Regions from separate parts of the Homo sapiens genome. Here region 2 is linked to region 1. Evidence: chromatin loops called from intact Hi-C (ENCODE). Cell type or tissue: adrenal gland. All regions are shown on one strand. Each heading gives the region's core, and the rest is flanking DNA. Links, peaks and the distances in the headings are about the cores only.

Evidence for each region. Peaks named below come from ENCODE experiments on the same cell type or tissue, not always from the same donor. Only the 100,000 strongest peaks of a DNase experiment are listed, where the experiment ranks them.
Region 2: a loop joins it to region 1, with 2.2 times the contacts of the local background. A loop is called at or near these places in 1 of 110 quality-filtered maps.

Annotation. Positions count from the first base shown.
Region 1 is chr15:68,320,452-68,328,778 of GRCh38, reverse strand. ITGA11 (integrin subunit alpha 11) reads left to right here. Exons shown (of 30, transcript NM_001004439.2): 16 at 517-683; 17 at 1,983-2,125; 18 at 3,538-3,648; 19 at 7,276-7,361. Among named protein-coding and RNA genes, the nearest start is that of FEM1B, 47 kb to the right of the region's middle. In adrenal gland, for the core only: no CTCF peak of the experiment used is centred there; no DNase peak of the experiment used is centred there.
Region 2 is chr15:68,464,906-68,473,232 of GRCh38, reverse strand. It overlaps LOC124903513 (a long non-coding RNA gene), which reads right to left and starts at 2,762. Exons shown (of 2, transcript XR_007064689.1): 1 at 2,704-2,762; 2 at 1,071-1,557. In adrenal gland, for the core only: no CTCF peak of the experiment used is centred there; DNase peaks (open chromatin) are centred at 2,185 and 3,787.

The DNA of each region.
Region 1 (8,327 bases), core at 276-8,275:
AGTGCCAAGCTATTGGATCAAAATCTGCATTTTAACATGATCCCCAGGGGGCGTGCACACATATGAAAATTTCAGAGGCACTGCTTTAAAACCTGCTAAGGTCTGATTCTGATGTGGTTTTGCCTAGGGTGTAGCTGAGGCACCAGGATTTTTTTAAGCTCTTCAGATGACTCACATGTGCATCCAGGGTGGGGAACCACTGCTATAAAAGATGATGAGGGAGCAAAGGGAAGTCAGCATGATCCACAGCGAGCACAGCCCCTCGGGGAAAGTGCTGAGGGGCTGCATGGAGGGGCCATGAGGTGGCTGAGCCCCTTTCGCCCCGTGCTCGCTCTTGCCAGTCCTTTGACATCCGAAGCCCCCTCCATCCTCCACCTCGCCCCCTCCATCCTCCACCTCACCCCCTCCAGTGGCTTTGCAGATCCCACTCGCATCTGGTTCTTGTCTTTCCCCATGGTCACAGCAGGGCAGCCTGAGCCCCTGCCCCACCCCAGCTCACTGGCCCTTCTCCTCCAGGTCCCGCCCAGTGGTTCAGATCAATGCCAGCCTCCACTTTGAGCCATCCAAGATCAACATCTTCCACAGAGACTGCAAGCGCAGTGGCAGGGATGCCACCTGCCTGGCCGCCTTCCTCTGCTTCACGCCCATCTTCCTGGCACCCCATTTCCAAACAACAACTGTTGGTAAAGCAGGCCCCTCCTTTCTCCCCACCCCCAGACTCCAGTCTCCCCCTGCACCTTGCTCTATTTCAAAGCCTGGGCTTTTCCCAAAATGGGTGCTAAGTGCCAGGTCGCCCAAGAGCCACCTTGGATGACTACTGGATCCCATTTGATGCTCTCATTCCAAAGGGCAAAGAGGGGATGTCATGCCAGGGTGAGAGTGGCAGTGAGCAGGGGTGATCATGACAGGGAGGACAGGAGAAGAAGGAAACAGTCTGGGCGTAGAGTTTGGATCAGAGCACAGGACTGATGCCAGTGGAGAAAAGTGGGGTGTGGAAGCCCAGAAGTCTGCCTGGATGCAGACCCAGGAGTCCTACAGGGGGGGTGCTGGAAACCAGGAGGCCAGGTCAATGAGACCCCAGCAGCAGGGAGCCCCGCTCAGAAGTGGGTGTGAGTCCACAGCAGGGCAGTTTCCTTCTGAGGGTCCATCACTTCCAGCTAAGTCTGGAGTCAGACACCTACTCATGACAGCCCTGGCCCCAGGTGGTCTCAGGAAGTGAGCTGCGGGTTCCAGGACTGTCTGTGCTGGCACAGGAAACAGGGACTCAGGGAGTCTCTCAGCCAAGGAGCAGGACCAGACAAAGAAGAGACCAAAGGGAAGATGAGGACAAAGGTGGGCCTGGGGGCTGTGCCCCTCTCTTTCAACTTCTGTCCCTGAGAGGAGACAGATATGAGAGCCAGCAGCAACCTGCGGGCGTGCTGGAGAACAGGAGAAGGGACTGAGCCTTTCCGGGAATTGGCAAAACCTAACTGAAGGGGAGGAGGCAGCAGGGTTTATGCCCCAGAATAGAGTCAGAGATTTGAGGATCCGGCAGGAAGGGGCTGGCCAGCCCTCCTTGGTGTGAGAGGAAGTACCCAGCAAAGGCTCTGACCAGCCCTGAGGGGGATCCCAGAGCCCAGGGAAAGACAGGGAAGGTGGAGGGAGAGGCGGAGGGGGTTGTTGACTGCAGCAAGGGCTCAACATGACACCACCCTGGCCCCACATCCTGTCTCCCCTCCTCATCTGCGGTGTTCACTTTCCCTCCACTTCTTCCTTCTGCTCTTTCTCCACCCTCTTCCTCCCCCTTTTCTTTGGTTCCTTCCTTTACCTTCCTCATGCAATCACTTGCTCTCCATGTGGGAGTTTCTCACCCACACTGGGGCTCGTGAGAGGAAAGGAACAGCTCTCCCCTGGCCAGCCTGGGGGGCTTCCTGGAGGAGGCAGACAGTCTTGGATGGGCATGTGGCTCCACCTTTGTGGTCTTGCCCTCTCCCCTCCTGCAGGCATCAGATACAACGCCACCATGGATGAGAGGCGGTATACACCGAGGGCCCACCTGGACGAGGGCGGGGACCGATTCACCAACAGAGCCGTACTGCTCTCCTCCGGCCAGGAGCTCTGTGAGCGGATCAACTTCCATGTCCTGGTAAGCTGGCAGCCCCACCAGCAGAGCCCAAGCTCCTATAGGAAGGAGCATCTGCCGTGGGAGAGGCAGAGAGTCTGCCTGGCTGGTTCTAAGCCCCCAGCAGACCTCAGGAAGCCAGCCAGGGACAGTGTACCCTGACCTTGGCCACTCCACATTCCCACCTCATGCCCCAGAGACACGCTACATACCACCTCACTAGACATCCTTCCAAAACCTCTTCTCCTGCCACTCTCAGATGCCGAAGGGAGGAAGGTGGGCTCAGTAGGTCCAGCAGAGAGAACTAGGAGCAGCTGGTGGGGGGCACAGCCCCAAAGGGAGGGATAAGCAGGCAGCAGCTAACAATTAAAGGCCAGGTCCAGGAGACAGTGGCATGTACAAAACAGGAGGTGAGACAGAGAGGGGCGCCAGTGATGTCACAAGTAGGGTAGTGGCCTGGTGCCCCATTTTATAGCTAAGGAAGAGAATGAGAGGTTTACTTCCATCCAGAGATACCAAATACCCAGCTCACAGCTCCAGCCCCAGAGATGCAAGCAGGGTCACTCAGAGCCCTCCTGGTCCCAGTAGTTCAATGGCCAGAGTTCAGAGATGTGAGCAGGTCTGAGAAGGTGCATCCCTGTTAAGGGGCCCCCTGAGACGCATCCACACCAGCAGCATCTTCATCCTCCCCACAAACTTGGAAATTCACTTGTTCTGACTCAGAAACTCTGGGGCTGGGGCTGGGGCTGGCGCCAGCACCCTGTGTTTTAACAAGCTCCCAGGGGACTCTGGTGCCAGCTCAGGTTTGACAGCCACTGCCTTTATATAATCAGGGATTGCAGGTTCCAAGGGGAAATTTTTAGGCTGCTCTAAGCAACCCCTTTACTTACCATCTATGCTCAGAACCAACCTGAGCGCCCCTGTCTTGCTCACGAGTTTGTTCATTCACCAATTCCACATGCTGAAGCCCTTATCACAGTGCTAGGGCCATGCTGGGAGGCTCCAGGCCTATTCCTTGCTTGGGAAGGAAGAGTGACACACAGTCATATGGTTCAAATGCTACATGAGCAGCAGGCGTAACTGGTCTGAAGAGAGTGGTGGGTGGGGTGGGATACAGGCGGGCACTGCCAGGCTTCCCAGAGGCCGAGGTACCCGGGCAATGGGAGTCTGGCCCCGAAGGATGTGCAGGAGCTTGGCAAAACAGCCAGGCAGCTAGGTTGGCATGAGCTGAGCTTGGAGCTCCTTTCACAGAAGCACACTCTTCCCACCAACAGACCCGCTAGAAACCTCCATCCACCTGCAGACTCACCCTGAGGGCACAGGGCAGCTGCCCTGCCATCTAAGGAAGGTGGAAGTTCTATCTCAGCATCCACGGTCCTGGCTCATAAAATGACGTTCTCTCCTCCCTCACCGCTGCCCTCATCTCCACCCCCCAGGACACTGCTGACTACGTGAAGCCAGTGACCTTCTCAGTCGAGTATTCCCTGGAGGACCCTGACCATGGCCCCATGCTGGACGACGGCTGGCCCACCACTCTCAGAGTCTCGGTACATCTCGGTACAGGGCACGCACCTCGGGCATGAACCCCACCCCCACCTCCACCTCAACCCCAAAGCCCAGAGCCTGAGTGTGCCGGGTACAGAGGACACCATCCCTCATCTCACCTTCCCACCTCCTGTCCTGGCAAACCCACAGTGTGGCTCCTTCCTGCCTCTCTCGGGGCCTGTGCTGAGTGTTAGCAGATCAATTCCTTAAGGGCAAGGCCCAGGCCTTCTCCTGTTCAAGTTTCCCCGTATCCCCAGCACAGGGGAGCACAGGGTGAGCACCGGAGAAATACAAAGAACCACTGGATGAGAAGGGATCGGAGATCTTAATCACCCACCTCCCTCCTTTACAGATGAGGACAATGGAGACCAGAGAGTGACTCTTAGAGCCTGGGGTTCTGCTTGTTAGGTGACTAACTGATTCACAGAGCTCCTAAGTATTGCAAAAAGAAGTGTTTTAACTGACTGACAGCGGTCCTAAGCATTCCAAAAAGAAGCGGCCCCATCCCTCAGCCACATTTTCTAATCCCTGGCTCTGGGGCATCCAAAATGTTTGACATCTAACATTCAAATGCTCCCTGCAGCCGCAACTCCATGTAAATCCCACTCAAGGAAAATGTCAGGCAGTGATCAATTCTGCTGCTGTGCTGCAAGAGCAGGCAAAAGTTATAAAATGGAATAGCTAATGCCTGAACCTTGAGGATTTGGGAAACAACTTTTAAGCACACCACGGTGCTCTTAAGCCATTCTGTGAGGTCCAGTCTCTGAGCAACGTCTGTGTGAGTGACAGAGTCCAGCCAGGAAGCAGTTTCAGAATTATTCAAGTTCTTACCTGCATTTCTTCAACACCAGGAAAGGACCGTACAGTCCACAGCAATGCCCCTGAAAACCTCCCCTTCTCTCATTCACACCCATCATCCCCCACAGCCCCTCCACACCCCTCTCCCCAGGCCTCCCACAGTCCCCTGCCAAACCTCCGTCCTCACACCTCCCCTCTTTCTCCTAAGTCTGAGCTCCTGGGCTGGCAAAGCTGGATTCATCGTTAGTGAGCCGGGAGAAGGGGAAAGCTGGGCGCACTAAGTCATTTTTGTCCTCTCGCAGTAATTACAAAGTCACTATGGCAAATGAATGAGTACGTGGCACTCACCCCACAAGCATGCTGAAGCCCACAGTGCAGATTAACACACAGGGTAATCCCTGCTCTGACACCGACGATCTCCGTGCAAGGTGGTAATGAGCAGCACAGGTCAGGTGGGAGGCAGTATGCACTTGGAGGACGTACAATCAAGCAATCAGATGATAGGTCAGAGGGCCTTCCTGGAGGAGGGAGCCTTTGGCCAGACTTTAAAGGCTAGGCAGGATTCAGACATGCAGAGACAGGGAGGATGGGCTTTTATTCCGGGAGAGCTGACAGCATCACCAAGGCAGGGAAATAGGAAAGGCAGGATGCAGCTTCAGGTAAACCCCTTTCTCACCTTATAAAGAAAAGGTGAGAAACAGAGCTGAAAACTTTGTAGAGCAGCTAAGTTTCTAAAACTCTGATTTATCTGGATTTCTAGCCCCCAGCAAGTGAGACACATTCTTCCCATCATTCTACAAAGTCTTACTTTGCCTCTACTAAATGCCCAGCGCTGTTCTAATACCATAATATCTGGCCTGTTGGGGAAGTGAGCCATCCCATATTATTGAGTGTAACAGTTGCTTATTACATTAAATTATTTATTTTAATCAGCCAGATAGAAATTCTTCTGAAGGTCATTATATAGTTCTCAAACTTCTTAAACAGTATGCTGAGTGGGAGCTGGCTGTTTTTTCTTTGAGACTTGAACTCACCAGGATGAACTTTGGTGCTAGAATGCCGTAAAGCCCCTATCCTGAACTAAGTTCCTTTCCCAAACGGCTCCACGGTGACCCCTGGATATGGCTTCGCTGGCTACCATTGCAGTCGGCAGGTCCACCTTGCGGTGGGGAGCTGAGGGGCGAGATGGGTAGATCAATGCCTAAAGCAAGAGCGTGTGGATCTGACTGAGGGCCAGAGAGCTCTCCTTCGAGAAAAGTTAATGAATTTAAGATACACATGACTTTGTGACACCTGTTTCCTCTCCCCTGGTTTGGGCTGTGTTGTCGGTAGTGACAGTTACTGCCCCTCAGCTCCAGGCTTGAATATCCATCTGCCTGCTGAGGTCCTCGCCCTGGGTGGGCCACAGGCACTTCAAACTCAACATGCCGCACACTGAACTTCTCACTTAACCCCTACTTTCTTTTTTTTTTTTTTTGAAATGGTATCTCCCTCTGTCACCCAGGTTGGAGTGTAGTGGCACGATCTTGGCCCACTGCAGCCTCTGCCTGAGTTCAAGCAATTCTCCTGCCTCAGCCTCCCGAGTAGCTGGGACTGCAGCCACTGCGCCCAGCTAATTTTTGTATTTTTTAGCAGAGACAAAGTTTCACCATGTTGGCCTGGTTGTTCTTGAACTCCTGACCTCAGTTGATCCACCTGTCTCAGCCTCCCAGAGTGCTAGGATTACAGGTGTGAGCCACCACGCCCAGCCAACCCCTGCTTTTATTACCAAATGCCATGATTATCCTTCTAGACACCTAAAAAAGAAACTCAGCTGACACCCTGGACCCCTTTCTCCCTCAGCCCCGACAACCTCCAGGTTCCTATTGATCCCGCCTCTGGGGTCACTAACCTATTTCCTCCTCTCATGCCCACTACCACACCGACACCAGCGTCATCTCTTGCCCGAATGTTGTGGCAGCCTCCTCAATGGTCTCCCTGCCTCGAGCCTCCATCTTCTCACTCCATTCTCCCACAGCAGCCAGGGCAGCCTTCAGCATGCAGGTCTGTCAGGACATTCCCTGCCTGAGGCATTCGGCGACTCCTACCAGTTGCAAGGAATGACCCCAAGGCCCTGTAAACACAGGCCCCTGACCATCTCTTCCTCTCTCCCACCCCTGTGTCTCTTACCACAGCAACACTGACCCACCTATCATTTCCCAGACTCACCGTCCCGCTCCTGCCCCAGGGCCCCTGCATCAGGCCGTCCTTCCTCCTGGACTTCACCACCTCCATCCCGGTCCACACAGCTACCTTGACCGTCCTTCAGAACTCTGATCCCCTGTCACTTCCTCGAAGGCTTCCCTGACTTCCTACAGGCCAAAACAGCTGTTTCTCCTCTCTGCCTCTTCTATTCCTCATGCACATTTCTTTTCGGTTTTTTTGCACATTTTACACTAGTGATTTGTTCATACACCAATCTTCCCCTTGAGCTGAGGGCAGAAGCTGCATCTTTCTTGTTTTGTATCCCCAGTACCAAAGCCCTTGCCCACACACAGTAGATGATCAATAAATGTTGACCAGAACCGCTCTGCTGGGTGAGTGGGGGTGGGGGTTCTGTGCCATCAGCTCAGTTATGAACTGGAGGGGAGCCAGGAGGAGCTGAGCTTTGAGCATCGTTTTAAAGAGGGAAGCATCTATGGAAAAGCACAAGACAGAGCAGTGTGGTGTCTGGGGACAGTGCAGGAAAGCCAGCCCATGTCTAGTGTGGTGGAGACAGAGCTGGTGTACATTGAGGGCGAGGGGCTGCGGGTCCCTACCCAGCTGCCCACACCTGGCTCTCCCTGGCCCAGGTGCCCTTCTGGAACGGCTGCAATGAGGATGAGCACTGTGTCCCTGACCTTGTGTTGGATGCCCGGAGTGACCTGCCCACGGCCATGTGAGTTGGCTCCTTCCACCCCCACCCTCGCCCCTTCCCCTTCACTGCCAGAGGCTCTGGGGCTCCTGGGGCCCTGGATTATTTCCTGGACATCCTCCTCACAGGCAGCATGGATCAAACATTGCACTTGGAGCCTGCGTTCTAGCCCAGGCTCTGCCACCAACTCCTGCATAACCTCAGGAAAGTCTCTTCTGTAATATGAAACTACTAGTCTAATCTAATTTCAAATTTTGTTAAAAAAAAAAAAAAAAAGAAACCCTTTCTTCGGAGCCCACATTACAAAATAGATGAAAGGTAGAGACAGGAGTCTCTGGAGTTCTGGGTGCTTGTCCTTCAGCCCCCAGATGAGGTGACCTCTAGGCCCGCTGGCTGAACACCTTGGGCTTTCCAATCCTTCTGATGGAAAGATGCCAGGGACACCAGCCGAGGGTGAGCAGGGGACCTACAATCCCCTGGAAGAGACAAACGAACATACAAGGGAAAATAATGAACAATATCATATTCTTAATTTATGTAACATATTTTCCAATAATTTATGCTCAACTTTGATCCAACTATGAGATGATTTAGATAGAAAACATATATACCATGACATAGATAATAAAGAGAAATAGCACATTCAAAACTTGTAGAAGGATAATGGAGCACATATTCTAACCAGCTAGGCTAAAATAAGGATTATCTCTACATTAGTGCTGAGCTTCCTAGCAGCCAAGGCCAAAAGGGAAACATGATGTGCGGAGTGGTGATGCGTGAGTGGTGAGGTCAAATAAGAGCTCTGGGTTCAGCGGAGGGTATGATCTCTATGGTGGGGACACCAAGGGCCTTTGAAATAGGAAGTGGTCTTGAAGGGTGAGCTCTTTCCAGCCCTGCCATCCATTTCCACTCTCCTCCCAGTGGCTATTCCCATGAGCAGAGGCCAGTCAAGTGCCCAGACCCACCTTTTTGCCCCAACCCTGGGGCTCC
Region 2 (8,327 bases), core at 136-8,135, 140 kb before region 1:
AACGATTTGCCAGTTCACTGTCTTATAAATTTGAACAGTCACATACCCTTCAGAACTCAACGTTTCTACTCCTAGTTTTATACCCAAAACTGGAAGACACATACAAGAATTTTCAAAGCAATGTTATAATAGCAAAAACCTAAAAAAAAAAAGCACAGTACTGCCCATCAAATGGAGATTGAATCAACAAATTGTGGTAGAATATTTTACAGCAGTCAAAATTGGTGAACTATAGCTACACAATAATATAGGTGAATTTTACCAGTAAACTATTGAATAAAAAGCCTAAGTGAGAGAAGTTAACAGATACCACAATACCATTGTTATAAAGATTATACAGATAAAAACAAAAGCAAATTAAACAATTTACTCCTCAGAAGTGTAGTGGTAAACTGTTTTGCATGTACACACACATATATATGTATATTTTTGTGTACGTGTGTGTGTATTCATATATAATGGTAACCATATTTTTAAGGTAAAGCAATGATGAATACAAGATTCAGGATAATGATGAACTCAACAGGAGGAGGCAGGAAGATGGGATGGGAAAAGCCAGTTAGCAGTGTTCTATTTCTTGCTGTTGGTGGTAGGTTCAAAGGTGACGCATACATAAATGAAAAGATAGACCATGGATACAGCCATGATAAGCATATGCCATGAACCATACAGACATATCCAGGTTGTGTGGATCTCAATCCCGCAGCTTAGACAATTTAGGGGAGATGAGACCTTCTAAGAAAAAAATATACAAATTACAAATTTGTTCAAATTTACAAGACTGTGGACTGGCAAATTGTTTCTTTTTTTTTTATTTTTTGCCACAGGATCTCACTTTCTCACCCAGCCTGAGTGCAGCGGCCTGATCATGGCTCACTGCAGCCTCAACCTGCCAGGCTCAAGTGATCCTCCCACCTCAGTCTCCCGAGTAGCTGGGACTACAGGAATGTGCCACCACGCCTGGCTAATTTTTGTATTTTTTGTAAATACAAAATCAGATATCAAAGTGATCATTATTAAGAATGAGAAATTACACATTTCTAAAATATGACAACATAATCATCACAAAATCCAGAAGAATAACAGTTTTTATTATTAGTAGCAATAGACAGTCTTACACACCTCTATGATACTGACACATTTTTTTCCTATATTTTAACATTTCTGACCCATACTCTGTGATCACCTCTTCATGTAATAATGATTTTATAAAATTACTCTTCCAAAGAAAAGAAAAAGATAATTCGGCCTTCCCTCAGGCATGGGTTTTTAAACTGTGTTTCATGATGGTAGTTTGGAGGAAGCAGCTCCACGACCTGTTACTAATAATGTCACACCTGAAATGTCCTCAGCAGTCTCTTGCTCAGCCGATGCTTTATGCCTAGGGCCACTGTCATCTGCACCTGCTGGACTGGTAGCCCTTGGAGCCAGGTGACCGTTGATAAAAGAAAAACTTCAGCCAAATTAAATTTAAAGGAGTCTAACTGCGCAATTAATGAGTCATGAATCAGCCAGCCTCCTAAGCCAGAGTAGGCTCAGAAGCTCCAGTGCAGTCATCTGGTGGAAGAAGATTTATGGGGAGAAAAAGGAAAGTGACATACAGAAATCAGAAATGAGATAAAGAAATAGCTGAATTGGTTACAGCTCAGGTGTTTGCCTTATTTGAACATGATTCAAAACGTTGGCTACATTTAATTGGCCTAAATGCTGTGACTGGCACAGGCAACGGTCTGGTTACACCTCCACTTGTTATAGTTCATGATGTACAGAAAAAAACTTTAGGTTGAACTTAAAATATGTAAGGAGACAGCTTTAGGCTAAACTTGATTTAACGTCGTGAAGCCTGGGTCATAACAGTATCTCCTTCAGAGTCCTTCCTGTGGCTTTAAAAGCAGGACCCACACATTCAGTGACATCCCTTGGGGGGGTATCAGGGTGCCCTGTGGATATGGGGTGGTGCTGGCATTACCAGGGCAGAGGCTACAGACGCACTGCATGGCTGAACCGCTGCTTCCTCCTGCATGCTCAGCAGAGGATGCCTCAGCCTTGCAGAACCCACCCAAGACGGGGGGCTCTGAAACTGAAACCTCATTAGCTTTGCTGCCAATCACCTCTGGAACCAGGCTTGTGAGTAGCCTGGTCCTGCTCCTCTGAGGTCACTAATAACAAGACCCTAAGTGATGGCATTGGTGGTGGTTGCTGTGTCTCTCTGGGGCACCCGAAGTAGGGCAAACGAACTACAGGTCATGTCACTGAGAGCATGAGGGAAGGCAGGTTCAGTGATCCCAGCCTTGCTTTTTTGAGTCATTTACCCAAATATTGGTGAGCATCTACTACATGCGAGTTTCTGTGCTGGGAACTGAGGTACAATGGACATGATGGGGCTAATCCCTTCCCTGTGGGAGCTTCCTTAAGAGAAGAAGGCATTAGTTTAAGTCTGGGCACACTTGCCTGTCAGAGTTAAGTGTCCCCCGACCTTAGGCCTCCTCTGGCTTCTGCTTTTACTCTATCAAACCCTCAGTGTTCTGTTCCATATGCACACTGGACATGTTGGTTCATTTACTCCCGGATTCCTGGGGCCCAGCACACAGCTGACATCAGCGCATTTGTTGAATGGAGCTGGCTGACCAGAAAAACCCAGGACAGGGAGACTTGGAGGCCATATGATAATGAAGGAAGTTGAACTGGGACTTTAGCACTCACCTTAGGAACCTCCCCAGCCTGTTCTGACTTCTGAAGCCAGCCACACGCAAAGTGGCTCTCTCTCGCTTCCGTCTTCACAGTGTGAGTAGCAGGGAGATCCTGATCTGCTGGCTCTTTCCTGGGGGAGAGGTGGTGGGCGAAAGAAAGAGCATGGCCTGGTGGTTGCGAGCAGACAGTGCTGGATTCAGATCTCTGCTGTACTACTCACTGTCCTGAGGCCTCCCTGAGTCCCACACAGCTACAGGCTCGTTCTCTGCAAATGATGACAGATGCCAGGCGCAGTAGCGTCTCCTGGAGTATCACCTGGGAGGCCGCACAACTAGAAAGTCCACAGGGGCTCAGTACAAGGTCCCAGCCCTACTGGGCACGCAAAGCCTCTCTGCTCTCACGCCTGACCTTGCACTAAGGGTAAGCTCCAGGAGGGCTGGGCTCATCCTTACCCCCACCGTATCCTTAGCATCCAGAACAGGGTCTGGTACAGAGCCAGTACAAGATAAATATTTATCCAAAGATGAAAAGATTACACTGCAGAAATAGAATAAATACAAAATTTTATTGTCAAAAATGACACGTCACTAGACTTGTTGCTTTGGTTAAAACGACTTCCTGGCTATGAAAAATCTGGCCTCAAAAATGTGTTTTCCACTTTTCAGGAGGACTAAATGCCAATTCAGTGCTACTTGAAGAGCTCTTTCCTTTGTTGATTCTATTATTACTAATTCACTGTGAAAGGTTCAATTGCAGACTAGGAGAAGTAGAGAGCTGGACTGGAATGAGATTGTCATAGCTCTGCTCACATATCAGAAAGCTGCAAATATTCTTTCCTCCTTTCATTTCTATACTTCAGATGTCCCAAACCAGCCTGCCAGCAGTGTTTGTCCCCTGCCTTCCCTCCAACCCACCCTTAGGAATCTCAGCACAACCAAGGAAAGAGGGTGACCTTGTGCACTTGAGTGTGTATGTGACTATGGGTGTGAATATACCTGAGTGTGTGTGTCCTCCTGTGTGAGTATGTGTGTGACACTTCTTTCCCCGTAAGGTGTTCAGAACCCAGGCTTCACTTGGTACCTCCTGTGAGCTCTGGAGCCAGGTTCTCCACTCTGTTATACCACAGTTGCCCAGAGAAGGACCCACGCACCATGTTCAGTAGACCTGGAATGCCATAAGGAATACCCAGACCTATAAATTATCTGCCTGGAGGTTCCCCAGCGCTGTCTAGGTTACCTGGACCCACACAGAAATCCTGTCTCCCTGGAAATCTAGCTTTTTAGCTCACTTTCCTAAATGAGGACAGGTGCCCCGTCCTCACCTTGGCATTCACTTCTCTCTCTTTATTCCCATACCCAAGCTGCAGCTACTACCAGCCTGTGTAGGCCACCAGTCTACTGCAGGGGTGGCCTCCTCTAGTCTCACATAAGATGCAGCTTCTCCTCAGCATAGTCCCTAATCACCTTTAGAGTCTTCCACTCCCCCCATCCCTCCTCCACCCTAGAATTTCTCCTTTATGACCTCCTCATGGGTCATCCCTCTCTGTTATTCCTTACCCCTGCATCTCATTGTATGTTTTTTTTGTTTTGTTTCATTTTTTTGAGATGGTGTCTCACTCTGTCTCCCAGGCTGGAGTGCAGTGGCACAATCTCAGCTCACTGCAACCTCTGCCTCCCGGGTTCAAGCAATTCTCCTGCCTCAGCCTCCTGAGTAGCTGGGATTACAGGCGCACGCCACCACCCCCGGCTAATTTTTGTATTTTTATTAGAGACGGGGTTTCACCATGTTGGTCAGGGTGGTTTCGAACTCCTAACCTCGTGATCTGTCTGCCTTGGCCTCCCAAAGTGCTGGGATTACAGGTGTGAGCCACCATGCCTGGCGGCATCTTTCTTTTTTTTTAGATGGAATCTTGCTCTTGTCGCCCAGGCTGGAGTACCATGGCTCAATCTTGGCTCACTGCAACCTCTGCCTCCCGGTTTCAAGCGATTCTCCTGCCTCAGCCTCCCGCGTAGCTGGGATTATAGCCATGCCTGGCTAATTTTTTTTTCGATTTCTACTAGAGATGGGGTTTCCCCCATGTTTGCCAGGCTGGTCTCGAGCTCCTGACGTCAGGTGATCCACCAGCCTCAGCCTCCCAAAGTGCTGGGGTTACAGGTGTGAGCCACTGCGCCCGGCCTCACTGCATCTTATTGCACCAAAATAATGAACATCACTCGTCTGCTGCTGTCTCTTTTCTTCCTCTTTGCCCTTGTGAGATTATTCCTTTTCTACTAGCAAGGAAGCTCCATGAGGGCAGGATGTATGTCTGTTTTGCTCACTGAAGTATCCCAAGTTCCTGGCATAAAGTAGGTGCTCAGTAAATATTATTGAACACCAAAAAATGCATAGTATGGTTGAGCAACTGGCCAGCGGGTTTGGAATTAGCTCAATTTATCAGCTTCTGGAGCATTTTTGGAAATCCCAGTAGCTCCAGAAATAACGTTACTAAAGCCCCAGGAAAGGAACATTCTGTTACTTGTTAAACAACTTCTCACCAAAGCCAAAAAAACAAAACAAACAAACAAAAAAAACCACCTCTCACGACCAACTCCATCAATAATTTCATCCTTCTTTAGCCAAATCCACTTGGGGAGAAAGAGCAATAGAATGTGCAAGGAGCAAGGAGTCCCCATTTTACCAGGTACATCTGTGGTTTCCTTAGAGTTCTGGTTTGCAGTTTTGACTGGGCATCATAATTCCTGGAGAGTTTGTTTACTCCTGTGCTCTGTACCCAGAGGCTTGGCTTTCCTAGATCTGGGATGAAGCCCAGAATCTGCATTTTAATAATCTCTCTATCCAATTTAGAAGCGACTGGCAATCTCCCATCTCAATTTGAAATACTATATCTTAGAGTTTATAAGAGCAAATGAAAATTCAGCAAAGATACGACCTGTCATGAAGGAGGCTAAGGGGAGTTGGTTGATAAACCAAGCATCAGGTTTTCTCAGGAGCCACAGCTGAAAAAAGGACATTATGAAAGCTGAAAGGACAGGCAGACACACAGCCAAGAATGAATCCCAGAATAAACTGAAGAAAGTTTTCTAAAGGAAATGGATGTGAGTTTTTAAGGATTTGTTTTGTGAAGGAGAATATGGACTTCATGGGCATTTACGCATGGGGTATGAGTTACAGGGAAACAGATTTCAGCTCCGCATAAGAAAGAATTTTATCACAGACTCACCTTGCAATATATTGGGTTAAAGGATTTACTTGAAGGTTGGAGAATATTATATTTACCATCATTTCTTCTTTGAGATAGCATTCACAGGGCTAGAAAGGGGAACAATGACCAGCAGTTGGGCTTAAGAATGGAATAAATGCCCAAAAAGAAATCTTCCATAACAAAATGTGATTACCATTGTTAAATAACTGCTGGAAGGGAGATCTGGAAAATTGTGGCATTTTTCCTTAGTGGTGAATGCAAGTTTGGGCTGGAGCTGAACTGCCAGACAGAGTAGTAAAGAGCTGTATGGGGGAAGGGTGGGGGAAGTGTATCACTGAGGTATCAAGGTAGGAGAAACTTGGGGAGAGCAAACAGGATAAGAAAGATGTCTGGGGACCTCTACTGTTATGTTGTATATGACATTACTACCTGGCTTTCATCTCACCTCAAAATCTTCATTAAGCTTTAGGGTTTTCACAAATGTTTTGGGCTTTTGAGGGACACGGTAGTCTTGATTGCTGATTAAGTTGGACCCGAGAAAAAAACCAAAGACTGCTCCTAGAAGAAGAGCCAAATATTAGTTTTAGCAATGCTAATAGCCACTAGCAATTGAGCTCTTATTGCATGCCACACATGGTGCTAAGTACATTAAATGCAGTATTACATTTAGTTTTCACTATCATCCTCTAAGGTAGAAATCATCATCCCCCTTTTTCAAGAATGAAAGCTGAAGCTTCAAATATAAATAAATACACACACACACACACACACACACACACACACACACACACACACCCGTGTGTTACCCAGGTTATGTTACCCAGGCTGGTCTCAGTCTCGTTGGCTCAAGTGATCCTCCCACCTCAGTCTCCTAAAGTGCTGGGATTACAGGTGTGAGCCATCGTGCCTGGCTGGGGCCCCAAATATTTAAACAGTATGCTCAGTGCTGAAGCTGGGATTTCAGCCCAGGCCCATTTGACCTCAGGGCCTATATTTTAAAATACTACCTATGAAGAAGCTTCCCTGGTCGCTGGAAAATGTCCAGTGAAAGGCTGGTGAGCCTCTGTCAGGTATGTAGTAGAGAGATTTGGGCCTGCCAGGAGTTTAGGCCATGGATGATGCCTACACATACATACACTGGATGTGAACACACATAAGCACACACACTTCCTGAGGATGCACACACATGTCTTTTGCATACTTGCAACGGGACTGAACCAACCACAGCTCTCAACTCTGCTGTGTCTTCCTCTGGGTACATCATGTGACCTCTGTTGGGAGCTCTTGGACCGCAGGAGTTTGGCACCAGGCAGATTCAGCATTTCCTTCTCCCACACTACATATCTTAATTGAACACTTGTTCCAGGCCACACAGGGTACTAGGTACTGGGTATATAGGAATGGGAAAAAGCAGACAAGCTCCCTGCTCTTATGGAGGAGACAGACAATCAGATAACCACACAGACAAACATGCAATTGCACCATGACTCTGCTGTGATAAGGAGTTTTTTGGTGCTATGAGGGGGACAGAGCCTGAAGGCCTGGGACTGAACTGGGCTTGGAGACCCAGAGACCAAGTTCTGAGTTTGAGCAGGTGTTGTTCAGGTAGCAGATGGGGAAGAGTGCTCTGGGCAGAGAGAATAACATGAACAAGGGCCTTGCAATGGGAGGGAGTGTGGCCCTGGAGAACTGGCTGAAGACTGGTGGGGTCTGAGCAGTCATGGGGGTGGCAAATGGCCCACAAGAAGCTGGGGTTAAGTGAGCAGGCAAGGCAGGGCCTTGGAATCATGACAGACAATTCCTCGAGAGCAGTAGGGAACCATTGATGGGTTTTAACAGGGAGACCAGAGACAAGTCAAAACAGATTTACATTTCAGGAAGCAAACTCTGGCTTCAGTGTGGGATAGAGATAAAGGGGGACTAGTGGGGATGCAGTGAGTCCTGCTGGGCAGTGATTATATGCTCCAGTGCCATCACCATCGAGACGATGGTGGCAGATGCCAAGGTCTTTTAGGACACCAGGTCTTCCCTCACCAGCCCGAGTCCTCCACCTCTTCTGCAGGGCACTGGGGCCCAGGAAGGGATGGTCAGCTTATTGGCCCACCTAAGAAAGAAGTAGGCACCTGAAGGTGGTACAAAGTCCCTGTGTCGTCCTCCTAAGACGGTCTCCTCTTTGGCTTAGCTCAGGCATTTTGTGAAACGGTGGGGCACTGGAGGAGGGTGAAGAAGAGAGGCAAGTTCTCTAATTTCTGCGCCATTTTCCCATTTTTTTGTGTGGGAAAGTGCCCTGCAGTTATCTGCATAGATTGTCAGATTGTCTGGCAGAAACCCCAGCCGGGGCCCTCTGGGGAGAAGAAATGCATGATTCAGCCAGTGGGATGGAACCAGAAAGGTTTGCAATTGATGAGAGAGGCCAGAGGGAGGCTGGGGGAAG